Linked DNA regions of Mus musculus: region 1 is linked to region 2. The links are chromatin loops, found by intact Hi-C in ENCODE. Cell type or tissue: left cerebral cortex. All regions are shown on one strand. Links, peaks and the distances in the headings refer to the core of each region. The heading gives the core; the rest is flanking DNA.

What was found. A loop is a pair of places that touch in the nucleus more often than their neighbours do. Peaks named below come from ENCODE experiments on the same cell type or tissue, not always from the same donor. Only the 100,000 strongest peaks of a DNase experiment are listed, where the experiment ranks them.
Region 1: a loop joins it to region 2, with 9 times the contacts of the local background. A loop is called at or near these places in 1 of 42 quality-filtered maps.

Annotation. Positions count from the first base shown.
Region 1 is chr12:33,031,176-33,038,644 of GRCm38, reverse strand. Cdhr3 (cadherin-related family member 3) reads left to right here. Exons shown (of 20, transcript NM_001024478.1): 18 at 2,050-2,098; 19 at 3,577-3,728; 20 at 4,497-4,849. The coding sequence ends at 3,725. The region is part of intron 2 of Gm40874 (a long non-coding RNA gene); the gene reads right to left. Among named protein-coding and RNA genes, the nearest start is that of Gm40874, 39 kb to the right of the region's middle. In left cerebral cortex, for the core only: a CTCF peak has its summit at 3,563 (motif pointing left); DNase peaks (open chromatin) are centred at 2,783 and 3,338.
Region 2 is chr12:31,947,088-31,954,429 of GRCm38, reverse strand. Hbp1 (high mobility group box transcription factor 1) reads left to right here and starts at 4,185. Exons shown (of 11, transcript NM_153198.3): 1 at 4,185-4,234. The coding sequence starts at 4,220. In left cerebral cortex, for the core only: CTCF peaks have their summits at 3,518, 5,030 (motif pointing left) and 6,750; DNase peaks (open chromatin) are centred at 3,994, 4,934 and 6,771; H3K4me3 peaks cover 2,499 bases; H3K27ac peaks cover 2,547 bases.

The DNA.
Region 1 (7,469 bases), core at 1,575-6,574, 1.1 Mb before region 2:
GCTTGGGGAAGCAGAGCTTAAGGACCAGAGCAGGTGCTGCAATAATCCACGGGATTTAATCTTTCTCAACTCTTCCACTGCCTTGCAAGAAAGTGACAGAGAAAGTCCACAGCTTGGGTCTACCTACCCCTTAGCCACACGATCCTGTGGATCCCCAAGCCTCTGGAAACTTTAGATTCCTCACCACGAAATGGGAGGAAGGACAGCCACTCTGAGACAATAGCTGGGGAAATCCCATGAAAACTGCCAGCTGTCTCACTATGTGCAGCACACAGGCTGGCTAGAGTCACACCTTCACTCTCTTGCTTTTCTACTGCTGTGATAAAACATTAAAGCAACTTAAGTGATTTATTTGGGGCTCACAGTTCCAAAGGGTTTGAGTCCATGTGGGAAGCATGGCAATGGGCAGGCAGGTGTGGCACTGGGGCAGTAGTAGCTGAGGGTTACATCTTGAGATGCAACCACTGGGGAGAGAGGGAGAGGGATGGGAGATTTAGCGGGGAAGGGAATGGCATGGGCTTTTAAAACCTGAAAGCCCACCCCCAATGACACATCTCATTCAACAAGCCCACACCTCCTAATCCTTCCCAAACAATTCTACAAAGGAGGACCAAGCAATCAAACATAAGAGCTTATGGGGGCCATTCTCACTCAAACGAGCACTCACATCTTACTCTCTTCTGCTTTCTCTTACTGAGCTTGATAGACTCATTGGGAAGAAATAAAACTTGATAACTTCCCTTATCTCTTCTCTGATACCCCCATGACAAACCTTGTTATGATCTAAGACACATACTTTTGGTAAATATGTATCATGGGGAGGGGTAGCCATCAGTGCAGCTAAAGGAAGATCTTTGATTTGCACTCAATATCTTAGTGCTTCTACTTTCAGGTTAGTCTACTAATGGAACGAAGAATTAACCCTGGGACTCCAAGGTCTTACCATCTAAAAGAAGCACCCTAGGGTACCTGGGTAATGCCACTCATAGATGGCCTTTAAACTATGCCACATTGATAAATAAATAAACCCTCGTGACATAAAATGTGGGGCTTTTTAGATGGTCTAGTAGTTGAAACACATGAGATTCTCACTTCTTCTCTTCAGCATCCAAGAGCTATGGGGAAGTGGATAGATGGTACCTATAAGGGAAACCCACGTTGAAAAGACTGCTGCTCCCTAAATAGTTTCTTGCTAGCATGCTGAAGACCTTGTTTTTGCCACTTTGTGTGTGTGTATGGGGGGTATCATATAGTGAAAAGCTGCCCATGGACTGGGGACAGGCACCTTAGACAGAGTTCAGATCTATCTGAGGGATGGCACACAATACCGATCATGGAGGGTGGGGCTTAGGGAAGACCTGGCTTTGGTTTTGTTGGTTTTGTGAGGGGCAAGGTAGGTAGCTGCAGGGCAGTATGTGGCAGGGTTGCCAAGGCTCAAGGTAAGTGCTCCTGAGGGCCTACTTCTGATTCTGCCTGACAGCGATGCCCCAAGAGATGTGAATCTTAGTCTAAGTCACTTTGCATTTCAACTCTTGCTTTTACATAGCTTAGGTAGTATTTTTCTCAGGACTCTTTCTTAACCCATAAGTCTGGATTACTTGCCGGCCACCTGTGTTCCATGGCATTCAACACTCCTCCTAGCATAGCCATGTGTCTTCATTGTAACCTCTGTTGGTCAGTGGCAAGTTATGTAGACAGATGTACCTGCTTGGTTCACCATGGTGTCCCTAACATATGGCCCAGTGGATGTCGAATAAATCAATATTCTCAAAGCTTGCTTTGGGCAAGAAAAGCCAGGCATGGTGGTAAAAGCAGGAAAGGCAGACTTGGCTACATTTCAAGTTCAAGACTAGTCTGGGCTTAGCCTTGGTTTTTTTTTTTTTTTTTTTTTTTTTTTTTTTTTTTTTGTTGTTGTTGTTGTTGTTGTTGTCGTTTTTTTAAATAAATAAAATAAAACAAGTCTTTCCTGAGGAACTTAGCCTGTGAGGATGGGTAGCCTTGGCTGGGGAGAACCTTGGAATTGTGTTTGAAGCAGTCTCTTTGCCTTAGGAATCTATCCAGATGAACTCTGTCTTTGATGGAGAAGCCGTAGATCCAGGTAACCAAAAGACAATTCCACCTAAGGGGATTGCTTCGTGTGTTCTGGGCTAGAAGAGTCCGGAAGTGTGTCCAGTGTCCTTTTAAGTACTGGTCAGCACCTTGGCCACTCATCCAACGTGAGGCTGACCGTTTGGGGCTGTAACACAGCTGAGTTGGGTGCCCAGTGGAGCTGGGACAGACTTGTGGGCGTGGCTTGCCTGTCTGCCCGCCCTATACTTCAGCTCTTCCTTCCCACCTGTAGGCTTGCTCTCTAGGGTGTCATTTCCTCTCCCACTGCCTATTTACAAACTAGTATAAGAAACTAGTAAATTCGAGAAGTCATATTCTTTTCCCTGCTCACGGATTGATCCTCTCTCACCTACCCGATCCTTCCTGCACGCGTCTGGTGCTGTCTTATTAGTAGCAGAAGTGGCAAGTTTGGCTCCCCCACCCCCAGACCGGGGCCAAGAATTTGGTTGACATGATGAACATAAGGTAAAGCTGGCCTCCAGAGCTCTCATTGCCCCCACCCTCCCGAAATCAGCTCCAAATTTAGCTCCTTTACACACATCCCTCGGCTTACAAAGGCTCAATTATAGACGTGAATAAAGGGAAGGAAACCAAATTCAGGAGGCAAGTGTGTTGGCTCCCTGCCACCCTCATATGCAAACGGCGGCGGCGGCTTCAGTCCTCGGAAGGAGGATGGCTCCTCTCCAGTGAGAAGCTGCTGCTGTTGGAATTAAATTTCCCTCTATTATTAGGTACTTGTTACCATAATGTGCCCACATTAGCATAAGTGCTGGTGGGATCCTGAGCCGAGAGAGGCCACTTGTGCTGCTTTGCAGTGGCAGGAGCCCGGCTTGCCTCAAACCCAGGCTTACAAAGAGAAGCCAGGGAGAAGACTTTTGCAGTTCTTATGTGCCCGAGAGAAGAAAGAGGGAAGAAAGGAGCCAACTGGCCTAATGTGAACAAATGCATCAATTAGTGTCTGCTGGCTCCCACACAATTAAAATGGCAGCCCCTCCTCATCCCCCGAACAGTTTGTCTGTGTCTACACTCTCTGCCAGCCCGGTGGATTCAATGACCTCTGCACTTATTTAATGAATTCCTTTTCTTACGGTGGATACAAGAATCGTTTTAAAACAAAAATAAATCAGATCCTAATGGGTAACCCCACTAGAAATTGAACCTAATTTATTGGATGGTCACAAGGAATGAGGAAATTTCCATGGCCCTCTCATCTTGCTGAGCCTGCAAACCTTCCTATCCAGAGACGCCCCAAGTGTCTGGGCTGCACAGCTTGGCGGAGAGGCGGGCATGGAAAGGCTGTCTGGGCTCCTCACAAACTGCTTTTCACCTCGGGGTGGGGGGTGGGGTTACATCTCCCAGCCTTCCTCACCCCTCCCCAGTCATCAGCACAGAACAGAGGAGACGTGGGTGCAAACAGAATTGTTTAATTTTTTGTTTCCCATGATTGCTTTATTATCTGCCCTCTAGTGACCGGGGAAATATATGAATTCAACTCAAAAACTGGTGCCAGGAGGTGGAAAGGCCCATTAACCCAGCTGCCGAATTGGCCCGAGCCCAGTACCCAGCACAGAGGCACAGCTGGAGAAGCACCAGTCCCTAAACACACAGGGAGATAACAGGTGTGTGTTTGCCAGCCCCCTCACCAAGGGCCGGGGCAAGCCTGTGTGGGCGGTGGAGGCGGGGAGTAGCTCCTTAAACTCCACAGGGACAGTATCAGTGTTTGGTGCAGGCGCACGGACGTGGGCAAAAAGGATGCAGGCAACCAGAGTCCCAAGTAGGGACCTGCAAGAACATTTAAAAATAGTTCTGAAGTGGGGTTTGATAACATAGAGGTCCTTTTCTGAAATGGCACAGGGATTGTTTCTCTCTAGGCTCACAGCTACCTGGGTTCATCATCAGAGAGTGTCTACATTTGAATGCCAAGTTACCCCCTTTCTTCGTTCTTCACAGTGGCAGCCAGGAAGCACTTTCAGCTCAGCACCCCCACCTCATTTCCTCTAACACGTCTGTCCTGTGTTCACTCATAAATAGAGCTCAAGGGCTAGAGAGAGATGGCTCAGTGGTTAAGAGCACTGACTGCTCTTCCAGATGTCTTGAGTTCAATTCTCAGCAACCACATGGTGGCTCCAATGCTCTCTTCTGGCGTGTCTGAAGAGAGCAACAGTGTACTCCAATACATAAAACAAACAAATAAACTTGTAAAATAAATAAATAAATACAGCTCAACATTGCACACCTTTGCAAAAGACATAGATGGTACAACGTGAGCCATTTATTTGGGAAGAAGAAATATGATGTTCTTGTTTTATTTTACTTTGTTTTATTTGGCGCTATCTTGCATTTGGCAAAGCATGCCGATCTGAGTTGTTCACCCTGTTCGTATGCAGGCATCTCCCAGAGGCAACCACTATTCTCTTCATCGTTATAGATTAGTTTTGCCTTGTAAAAACTCATAAAAGTGGGAGACCATCATTCTGGGCTCACAGCGGTGATCCAGTTCTTCTCTACCTGATGCCCTTCTACGACTTTGCCCCAGTGGGAGGAGGCAGAGCCATGGCAGGACACGGTCGCAGAGCTCTAAGATGGTGGCTCCAGCATCAAAGACTGAGCGGTCCCGTTGCCCTGCTTCCTTGATGACTCTTGGGATTGTCAGACCTTTTCATTTTAGCTTTTCAAATGAAGATGACTCGTGGAATGAAATACATTTGTTTTCAAAGCTGAAATAATATCAGTCTGAAATAATACAACGCCTGCCTGCTTCTTCCTACTTCCTGCTATCAGGTCTAAGTGTATATACACAGGGACGCTCTGCCCAGTGGTAGACCTCAAACTCCATGTTAGCCTGAGCATGGAGCTAAAAGTTGTCAGAATGGGAAGCTGCACAGGTCTCAGTTGCTCTCGGTGTCCTGTTGCCCGGCTGCAGAGGCCTTAGTGTAATAATTACGAGCAAGTGTCAGTGAGGAGCCATCCATCCATGCAGCCACCCATTTCCCTGCTGTGGGGGCCCAGAGAGCACGGAAGCAGGTTTTCTCTGTGTGCTTGAGCCGGCACAGCCTCTTAGGAAAAGCAGACGTTTGTAAAAACTGACCCAGCCGGAGACATGATTTATTAATAACACTGGGCTGCCAGGGAACTCCCTTGAATGGGTATAAATCTTGCAAAAGAAGGTTGAGCCGTTCCCTTGTGGGGTTAAAGTGGGTGAAGTGGCTGATTACCCATTTCAGAGGGGTTTTTTTTTTAAGTCTATGGAGCCCTGACTCAAACACCTTCTTCAGAAATTCTCAGCATCCATGCAAGTAAAATGAACTTGTATGACAGCATGCAGGCCACTGGGGCTTCACAGCAGCTTACCAGACCATTAAGGATACAAAAAGTGGATGTAGGGAGCTCTCTGTTCTCTGTGATGGCAGGAGACCAGGCTTTGAGAGAGCCCAGGTTTGTGTGAAGAGGAAAGCTGATTGTCCTCAGCTGAGACTAGAGGAGTCCAAGGAATGGGGCAAGGCTAGCAGGAGGCTTCAGAGGAGAGAGAGAGAGATCAAAGCTCTCCCCACTTCCTTCTGCATATTTGGCCTTGAATTTGAGGTCCATGGATGACTAGCTGCTTGCCCTGGGTCTGCCATGATAAACTGTAGGCTGTGGATAAACTGTCCCATTTCATTTTTTAAAAAATTATTTCCTTGAGTCTCTATCTGAAAGGTAAATTGACCTAAGCATGGAATCTCCTCTGTTGAGGAATAGGTAACTCAGAATTGTGCATGAGTGTACATGTGTATGAGTGTGTGTGTGTGTGTGTGTGTGTGTGTGTGTGTGTGTACTTACTGAGGAGCCTTTGTCAAAAAGTACTGGAGATGCCCAAGTGGAGGACCAGCCTCAGGTACTGTAGCCACAGTCTCATGTGGCTCTTCTGTACAACACTGAGAAAGTCAAGTGGGGAGGGAAGTGAGACCCGGATCACCCAGACTTTCCTATGTGTCACCTGGATCAGGACAAGCTGTGACACTTGCTCTATGGTAATGACCCAACTCGGAAGATGACCAGCTCACAGAGGAGACCAGGGATCTTGGTGCAGTGGTGAGCACCTGTGTCCTAATCTTCCCTATTCCTCTCTGATCCTAGTCCTCCCTCCCCTCAAACAGCCCCCTCTGCTCCCCTTTCTTACCACATGGGTAGGTCTTGAGAACTGCATGAGGGCTAGAGGAAAGTAGACATGGACTAGAGTGGTATCTGAAAGTAGGACCTTGAACCTGAAGGGCATAAAAGGATGGAAGAAATCAAAGTTGAGGATTCATTTTGAGCATATATCGAAGCAGCAGAACGACCATTCGATACATTTTCAGGCTGTACCTGTGTTATGCAACCTGGAGTGGTCACCACAGTATGTGGCAAGCACTTGGCAAACATTTGAAGGATGGGCTGAATCAGGTAGAGTTGTGTCTTCTACTCATCCGTGGTAGCCACAGCTTTTCTATCTAGATCTCGACAAACAGACCCAGAATCAGCTAACTGCTACCAAGTGTCTACAAAATACGAGGACACCATTCTGAGCTGTGAGGACATAGCTCAGACACAGCAGTGAACCAAACTGTGTCTTTGATATTAGTTTATATTCTAGTGATGGGGGAGAGCCATGTAAGCAAATGATGGCTGGGCTATATATATATGAAAATAGATCTGGCCCACAACCTTCCCAGTGAAGTACCTTGCTTACCCACAATTCTCAGCCCAGGAAGCTGCCTGCTGAGTATTCCTGGGCACAAGATCATTGTTGAAACAATGTGACAATGGGCCACAAATGGGCGGGCCTTGGTTCTAACTTAGGACCAATCAGAGAAAAGCAAAGACACACCAATCCCACCCACAGCTTCTCCAGAAGCAGCCTCTAACCAGAGCATACCTGAAGAACCTGCCCCACCCCCATTACAGCTTGGATGTCTCCTTGGACAACAGGCCTTGCTTTTCCCTTGAGACTTAATCTTTAATTCTACTGAGAGAAGAAAGCATTTGATATAAATATGATGTAAAACACACAGTCTATAGATGATATAGTAATGGTAGCAAATACCCTTGAGAAAAAAAGCAGATGTTCTAGTGGACCAGGAGGACAATCTAAAGAGAAGCTCAGGGAAGGTCCACACAGGGAAGGGATGATCTGTCAGTGGAAGATGGGGAGGACCACTCAGATATCTGAGAAGAATCTTCCAGACAGAGAGCTACAGACCCGGGCAAAGTGCAGGGTGCACACAGAGATGGGCATGTCTGTCTGTGTGGGGTGTTGGGGACGTGATGTCATAGGTTTGTGACGAGGAGTCTGTACATCCTGCAGGTTGTGGATTGTTATCATGGCTTTACCTTTTTCTCCA
Region 2 (7,342 bases), core at 2,343-7,342:
ATGATACATTAGTAAACCCGTGCTGCGTATTTCCCCTCATTATTCACCAGACACCTACTTCCTTGCTTATTTGCCAGACCAAAAGATGGTTCCCGGGATGGAGAGCGGCAGACATGATGTGACTGGGGGAGGGTGCATTGTCATAAAGTATTAGCATAGTATTATGATAGCTGTGGACATAGAAACTATTCCTATGGTTTTAAAGGCTCTTTATGAAATTTAGTTATCCTTAAAATGAAGTACTTTTAGGTAGTGAATAAAAAATGTATACTGACCCTCCAAATAGAAATGTCAAAAATGTCATTAAGAATTTTGTCAGAAAACAAGAATTCTCCATTCTAGAACACTTTACACTTTTTTATTTTTATTTTATTTTATTTTATTTTATTTAGGATTTTTCGAGACAGGGTTTCTCTGTGTAGTCCTGGCGGTCCTGGAACTCACTCTGTAGCCCAGGCTGGCCTTGAACTCAGAAATCTGCCTGCCTCTGCCTCTCAAGTGCTGGGATTAAAGGCATGTGTCACCACTGCCCAGCCTAGAGCACTTTTAATAAAAGACATAAGAATTGTCTTTTCAGCTTGACTACTCTCATTTCATTTATACCAAATTGGGCAAATCTCCAAGAACTGTTGAGAACAAATGATAGCCAAAATTAGGAATCTCCTCTATTTTCTGAGGGTACTCAACTATTTCTATAGACTGTCACCTCTTAAAGTCCAAAGAAAAATGAATATATACAACTGTTATAGGTTTCCTATAATCAAATGTCTTGTCACCATTGCAAGCTTGTCATCTAAATTCCAACCAACCTTTCCCCCACTTCCAGGATCTTCTCTCTCCCATATCCCATATCTGAATGGGGACATGAGTAATCTCAGTTATTAAGCAAGAAACCCAACAATCATTCTTGCTTCAGGTTCTATTGATTCTTCTTCCTGATGGGCCTTGCTTTATGGGCACCTGAACAAAATCTAAACTTCTAGTTGCATCATCAAAGATTTGAGGCACCTGTGACTCAGCTCCAAAAAAGACGCTCATTATCTTCTAGGCATTTCCACATGTTACATGAATGCTTTGAACTAAGTTAATTATAAAATGAACTTGCTTTCGAACAGTAAAATAATCTGGGGAGCTATTAGTGTGAGTTTAAATATTCTACTAAAATGCTATCTGAAAGTTTGGTGACAGTATTTGAACTCTGGTTTGGTCTCAACTGTAGTATTTGTTGAACCCTTTGATAAAGAGACTAGTGAGTTCATAAATATTCAAGTAGATGTCACGGGCTTTCTCTTCTACTTTGTTTGGCAAAGTAGCAATTGTTGTAGAGATGGTGAGATCCAGGAGTACTGCTTAATTTTACTTCTAGATAGATGAAATAAATTCTAAGTAGTGTTTCTCTAATCTTAAAACTATTTTTTAACCATCTTTAACCAACTAAAATTTGTTTAAAACAATTTCAAACTGTTGGTATTTTGATTTTTTTTCACATGTTAACAGATTTTATACATGTGCACAATATACACAGTAACCAAGAGGAGGCATTAATTTTTTTTAATGTTAATCTTAGCCTGAAAATATCTGAAGAATAAGACTTTCTAAGATGTTATTGATCTTTGTTCTGGCTTTTGAGTTGGCTGCTTTTGTTGGTTAACCAAGAATTAAATGATGATCATGTTAAATATGCACACGGCACTAGGTGTTCACTTAGTTCCTCAAGGAAGTCCAATGGATTAAATATCTGCTGCAAGTTGGGGGTGGGGGTAGATTCTAATAAGTGCATTTATCTCTGATTAAAGTATCTTAATCTAACTTATATTTAATGGCATGGACATAAGATAAACTATGACAAATGTTTTAAATCTTTGAATTTTCAGAAGGAGTCAATAAATAGTATTAAATATATGAATGAATGGGAAACATCTACAGTTAGTAAGACATCATAATTAACATGCAATACCTTTATCTGAAGTCAAATTTATTCTTCCCACCCTGGTAATTTACAGCTAAAAGCAAAACAAAACAAAACAAAACAATCCAACCCACTACGGCTTTTGGTAAAACCTGGAAAGTCCTGGAGAGTGTTTTTACGTTTGGACCCCCCAGCCCCAGCCCCCCCCCCCCCCACCTCTTTTCCTAAGTATCAGGGGAAGTTGGTGTTGGAGTTTACATACATGCTCATGAGGACCGGGTAAGTCAGTGGCCCAAGCTTTCAAGCTTTCAGTTTTGGAAACACAACCTTTTAGTTTTGAGAACATATGAATATCACAGGCACTAGTTTTAAAATATTAAGCATACTCCAAGAATAGAGGCTACTATTGTTTAGTTAAGAAATTAATATTGGTGTTTCTGTTTTTAAGTTATGGGTCTTGCTGGAATTCCACTACAGAAGTACCACAAACACGAAATGAGTGAAGCACGGTCATGCTTTTTGGGATCACTCTACAGTATCTGAAAGTTGTACACTAGGGTCTTACTTTTTTACTCGGGGGTGGGGGTCAGGCATTTTGGGAGGGTTTTCCTCTGGATTATTTTGAGGAAAACAATGCTTGTGAACAGAATATTTGTGAGCAGAGTATCAATCCCTGCTCACTTGGGCCGGCTATTTTAGAAATAGTTTCCACTTCAAGAGTCCAAAAGCAGAACTCAAAGGAATTTGAAACCTTGTTTCAACCATGTACCAGTAAATCTTTTGTTTACTGGTTTTGTTCTGTAGCTTTCAGGTCTAGAAATGCGGGCAGTTTTGAAAGATGACCTCGAGCTCTTCCCTAAATTGACTTGAGCAGAATTCGTACTCCTTTCTTTCTCAATTTCAGCACATTTCTAGTAATAGGAAGAAATAAAACCTAATCCATACCCTACATGATTAAACACTTCATGTTCAAAGAAAAAAAGCTCAATAATGCCTATAGTAATGCTTATAATGTGAATAGTAAAAATGCCAATTACAGACTGACTGCACCCAGATGCTATGAGCAACCTCCTTTAAAAGGAAGCAACTAACACAGAAAAGCCATTCCCCACTTTTGGTAACTCCCTTAGAAAAATCAGGAGGAACTTCTAGTAGAAACAGAGTGGAAAGGCAGTTTTCTGTCTGAACGCTTAGGGAGGGAGAGACAGTTAAAAATATTCACCAAAGACACAAGTAACCTAGCAACTAACTTCGGACAAATACAGTCTATCTACACTCCTCTGTATTAATTTAAAAGAAAATGTAGGCCAATAAGGAAACATCGCTTCGAATGCCTCAAATTCAAAGCAATAGTCCAGTACTCTAAACAGCTGTATAAATTCTTGAGTCCGATACTGTCTCATTCTTAAACCCTACAGTACATGGCACTTGGCTGTGTCTCAACTAATTCTGGTCAAACTGGACACTGGTAAATCTTCCCCAGTTGTTGTTGGCGGCGTATTGAGTCAAGGGCTGGTTAAGTTTAAAAAAAAAAAAAAAAAAAAATCTGTCTAGCTCATCTGCTAAGGGAGGGCAGTACTGAATCAACTTTTGTAATCCCCAACGTGCTTGGGCCGTGATTTGTAAGTGATCAAGTCCCTGGCTAGCCTGCACTGCTTCCGCTTGTGCAGTCATCTTCTTCCCCTCGCACTAAAACAATACCTTGGCCACCAGCCAAACTTTGAGCAGCAAGCGACTCTGCTGTTTATGGCCTGGAATGGGTGCTGAAATACCCAACCAAGGACGCTCTAGGCCCTCTGGGAGGCCTAAAGGAAGAGAGGTGGCCCTGGCTTTAAAACACTCCTATCCTCCGCCCCCTCCCTTTTGTCTCAGACACCAAAACAAACGAGCTGATACACGTGTCCCTATGACTCTTGTTTACTATCAAGACTGCGTTGTGCGCGTACCTCTGGGATATGTAGTTCAGTCAGCTCCTCCCCCCCGGTAATTTCCTCAGCTAAGGAGCAAGGCTGAGACTACTAACCCACAATCCACTTCGATAGCAAAGTTTGGCTCCCGTCCCCCGTGTCTCGGCAGCAATCCAATCCAAAGCGCTTTCTGTAGTGATTGACAAGCCACCTTCTCCAGTAAACACAAGAGAAAAGTCAATACATGCCCGCCCACCGAGACGGACTACGGCACTTTCCAATGGAAAGGCGGAACCTTAGAGTGGCAGTTCTTCAGACCAATTAAAGACGAGAAAGGTGGACGAAGGCTCAGCCCCCCGGGGGCTTCAGGGGAGGGGGAAGACGAAGCTTGAAAGACTTGGTAATGGCGACGGGTTTGGTAAGTAGGAAAGTTTCGGCTGAGGAGTAAACGCGGCGGTGGGAGTCGCGGCGCGCCACAGAGAGGTGGGCAGCCGTCGGGAAACGCGCAGGCAAGCAGCTGGCGACGCTGTCGCGACAGACGGCCTGCGTCCTGACTCTGTGTGGTCGCGGGGTTTCTGAGGGGTGGGGGGTGGGCAAGGGAGGGGCTGGAGCTTCGGGGCCGGGCAGCGGCCGCGAGAGCGGAGACCCTTGGGACTCTGGGCACTGGATCCCCTGCGCGGAACCCGCCGTCCGGGCCTCCCGGGAGCTCTCCGAGCCTGGACGGCCGCGGCTCCCAGGACTCGGGGTGGTGGGGGTGGCGGAGCTCGGGGCTCGGTGGCGCTCGCGGTGGGGGCCGGCGGGGAAGGGGCCGGGGCAGGGGAGGGGCCTGGCGCTCCGGAGGGCTCCGGAAAGTTTGCCTCGCCACTCCCCGCTGCGGGGGCCGAGGGCGGACGCCGGCCGCGAGCTCCAGCGGGCCGGGGGCTCCGGGGAGGCGAAGCTGCCTCCGGGGCCCGGGCCGGGCGGGGGAGCTCGCGGAGCCGTCGGGCCCGGGGCTCATTGTTACGCAGTTCGAATGAATGGGCTCCGAGGCGCCTGCGCGGTGCGCGGTGGGGCTGCGCTAAGGGGGAAAAACAAGCCTGGCGTCCAGGCTGCGGTCACATGATGGGGGGGAGGGGAGGAAGCGATGAATGGCGAAAGAGGTGGGGGTGGACTTGGCCGGCTCCGGGAGGCGCTGCTCGGCCTGACCCGGCGACTAGGCCCGCGGGCGAGGCCCGGCTCCTCCCTCTGCAGGCCGATTTAAACAAAACAAAAAGGAGTTGGGGCGCAGCCGGCTTCCCGAGCCTCGCTTTCGCGTGCTCCCGGCGCTGAGCGCTCCGGAGTTCACTCCCTGGGACTTCTCAGCCGGCGAAGGCACTGACAGCTGGGCGGGACACGGTTCCTGGCACTTTGTACCTGCTGGGGGGGACTCAGTTGGGCTTAAGGGAGCTTTATTCTCTAGGGAGAGGGGCGGGGGTTTAGGATGGGTTACAGTCGAAGAATGATTTTAGCAATTATAAATACTTAAGTAGTTACAGCGGTGATTTGGAGCCGTAATTTTGTGTTTTGGTTCCGGTGTTTCACCTCTCCCTTTAACCCCAGCTTTGTCGAACCAAGAGTATTGGGGGAAGTGGAGTTACATTGAAAAAAGAAAACTTAAGACAAGTTTTCGAGATACCTTAGGCTTTTGAACATTACTTCAACTCGACTAGTAAATTTCAGAACCTTTTTAAATTTTTTTCTATTATAGCTCCCAGTTTAGTTTTATAAACCTATTTATCTTTTCTTCCTGGGAAAGCCCTTCCTTTGTTAACTTCCCTGACTTAAATACAAGGATGCCCTCTCAGTGTTTTTTTTTTTTTTTGTCATACATTTCTCAAGTGAACTTGAAAGGCAGTTTGTTCCGCTCTTAATATACCGTCAGATTATCACTATTGTATTTTATCTTTAGACTCTGGGCCTGAAGGTTCTTTGTGTGCACCACAATCTGGTCTGTGTATCGGCTGGAAATAAAGATGTCAGTACTCTCTTACAAGTTCTCCTGTTATTCCCCAACTGCTAATAAAACAACGGCAGATGGTTTCTGTGTTTTAAATTTCACATGTGTACAAGAAGGGGAAAACAAATCTCATAATTCAGAAAATTTGAATCATTTCAATTGTTACTACCCAAAGTCAGTAATAATTCCGTGTACTTTCATATTTTGTTCTGCATTTACTTTACTCCTGGTCATACTTTATATTACATTTTCATTATGGAAGTTAGAATTTTTTAAACCCATACCTGGTCTGTAACCCCAGCACTTGGGAGGTATAAGCAGAAAAATGGGTCATGACCTTGGACACATACTGAGTTCCAGACCAGCCAGGGCTACTTGAAAAAAAGAGTGAAATTTAAAATTTAACCTTATTAGAGCATTTTTTTTTTTTTACTTTTTTTGGTTACTTCAGTGTGTGTGTGTGTGTGTGTGTGTGTGTGTGTGTGTGAGAGAGAGAGAGAGAGAGAGAGAGAGAGAAGACAGATGGCATAGTCTTCATTGAACTACCTGTCCTGAAGAGTCTGATGTCTAATCCAGGCTGGCCTTGAATTCCTGTCAGTCTTCCATCCTTAGCAATCCTTGAAAATAAAAAGCTATTAACGCTGCTATAGAAATGCTGCCTTGCTTGTTTGGTGATCTGTAACTCACTGTATAGACAGGCTGGACTAGAACTCACAGTGATCTTCCTGCCTCTGCCTCCTGAGTGCTAAGCCCACCAGGTCTGAACAAAAAAAAGAAGAGGCTGTTTTACAGGTTGTCGTAATATGAAAATGTCCAGGATTGTAATTAAGTTTAGGAGAGTATTTTCTGTCATATAAACATTTCATTTAAACATTGATTTATTTTTTTATTTTATGCGTGTGAAGGTTTTGTCGTCTTGTCTGTCTCTGTAGTACATGGCCTGCAGTACCCAAGGAGGCCAGAAGAGGTAGTGGGAGCTACCATCTGAAACTGAAGTTTACAGACCATAGTTAGCTGATGTGGGTGGGTGCTGGGAATTGAACCCACGGCCCCTGAAAAAGGAATCAACTAGCCCTTAAATCTTCAAAATGACTTGCCTTAAATATTACTTGAATTGGTTCATGGACGGTTACAGTCTGTATTAGTGTTTCATGTTGACTGAACATGAAAATAATTTTCTTAGATGTGATTTGTAATGTTCAGCAAAGGAGGATGTGAAATGTATTTTTTATACCTGTAACAATTTTGAGGAGTAAATAGGTTTCAGTTTATTGACAAATAAGGAAATAGGTATCAGTGGTTAGACTGTTCAAAGCACAAAGGCGGTATTAAGCAGTAAGTGTAAGCTATAGCAGTGTAGTTTACCAAACCCACAGTGTGGCTTCTTGTTTTCATTTCTTAGCTCAGTGGCAAGCTAGAGTAGTAGAAACACTTGTCAGAGAAGAGACATTTAGAATATTATTAAAGAACTGCAGTAAAGTCTGCTAACTGCTTTTGATATAGAACATTGAATTTGATACTTAGTTATTTAATATTTTTATAAAATAATAG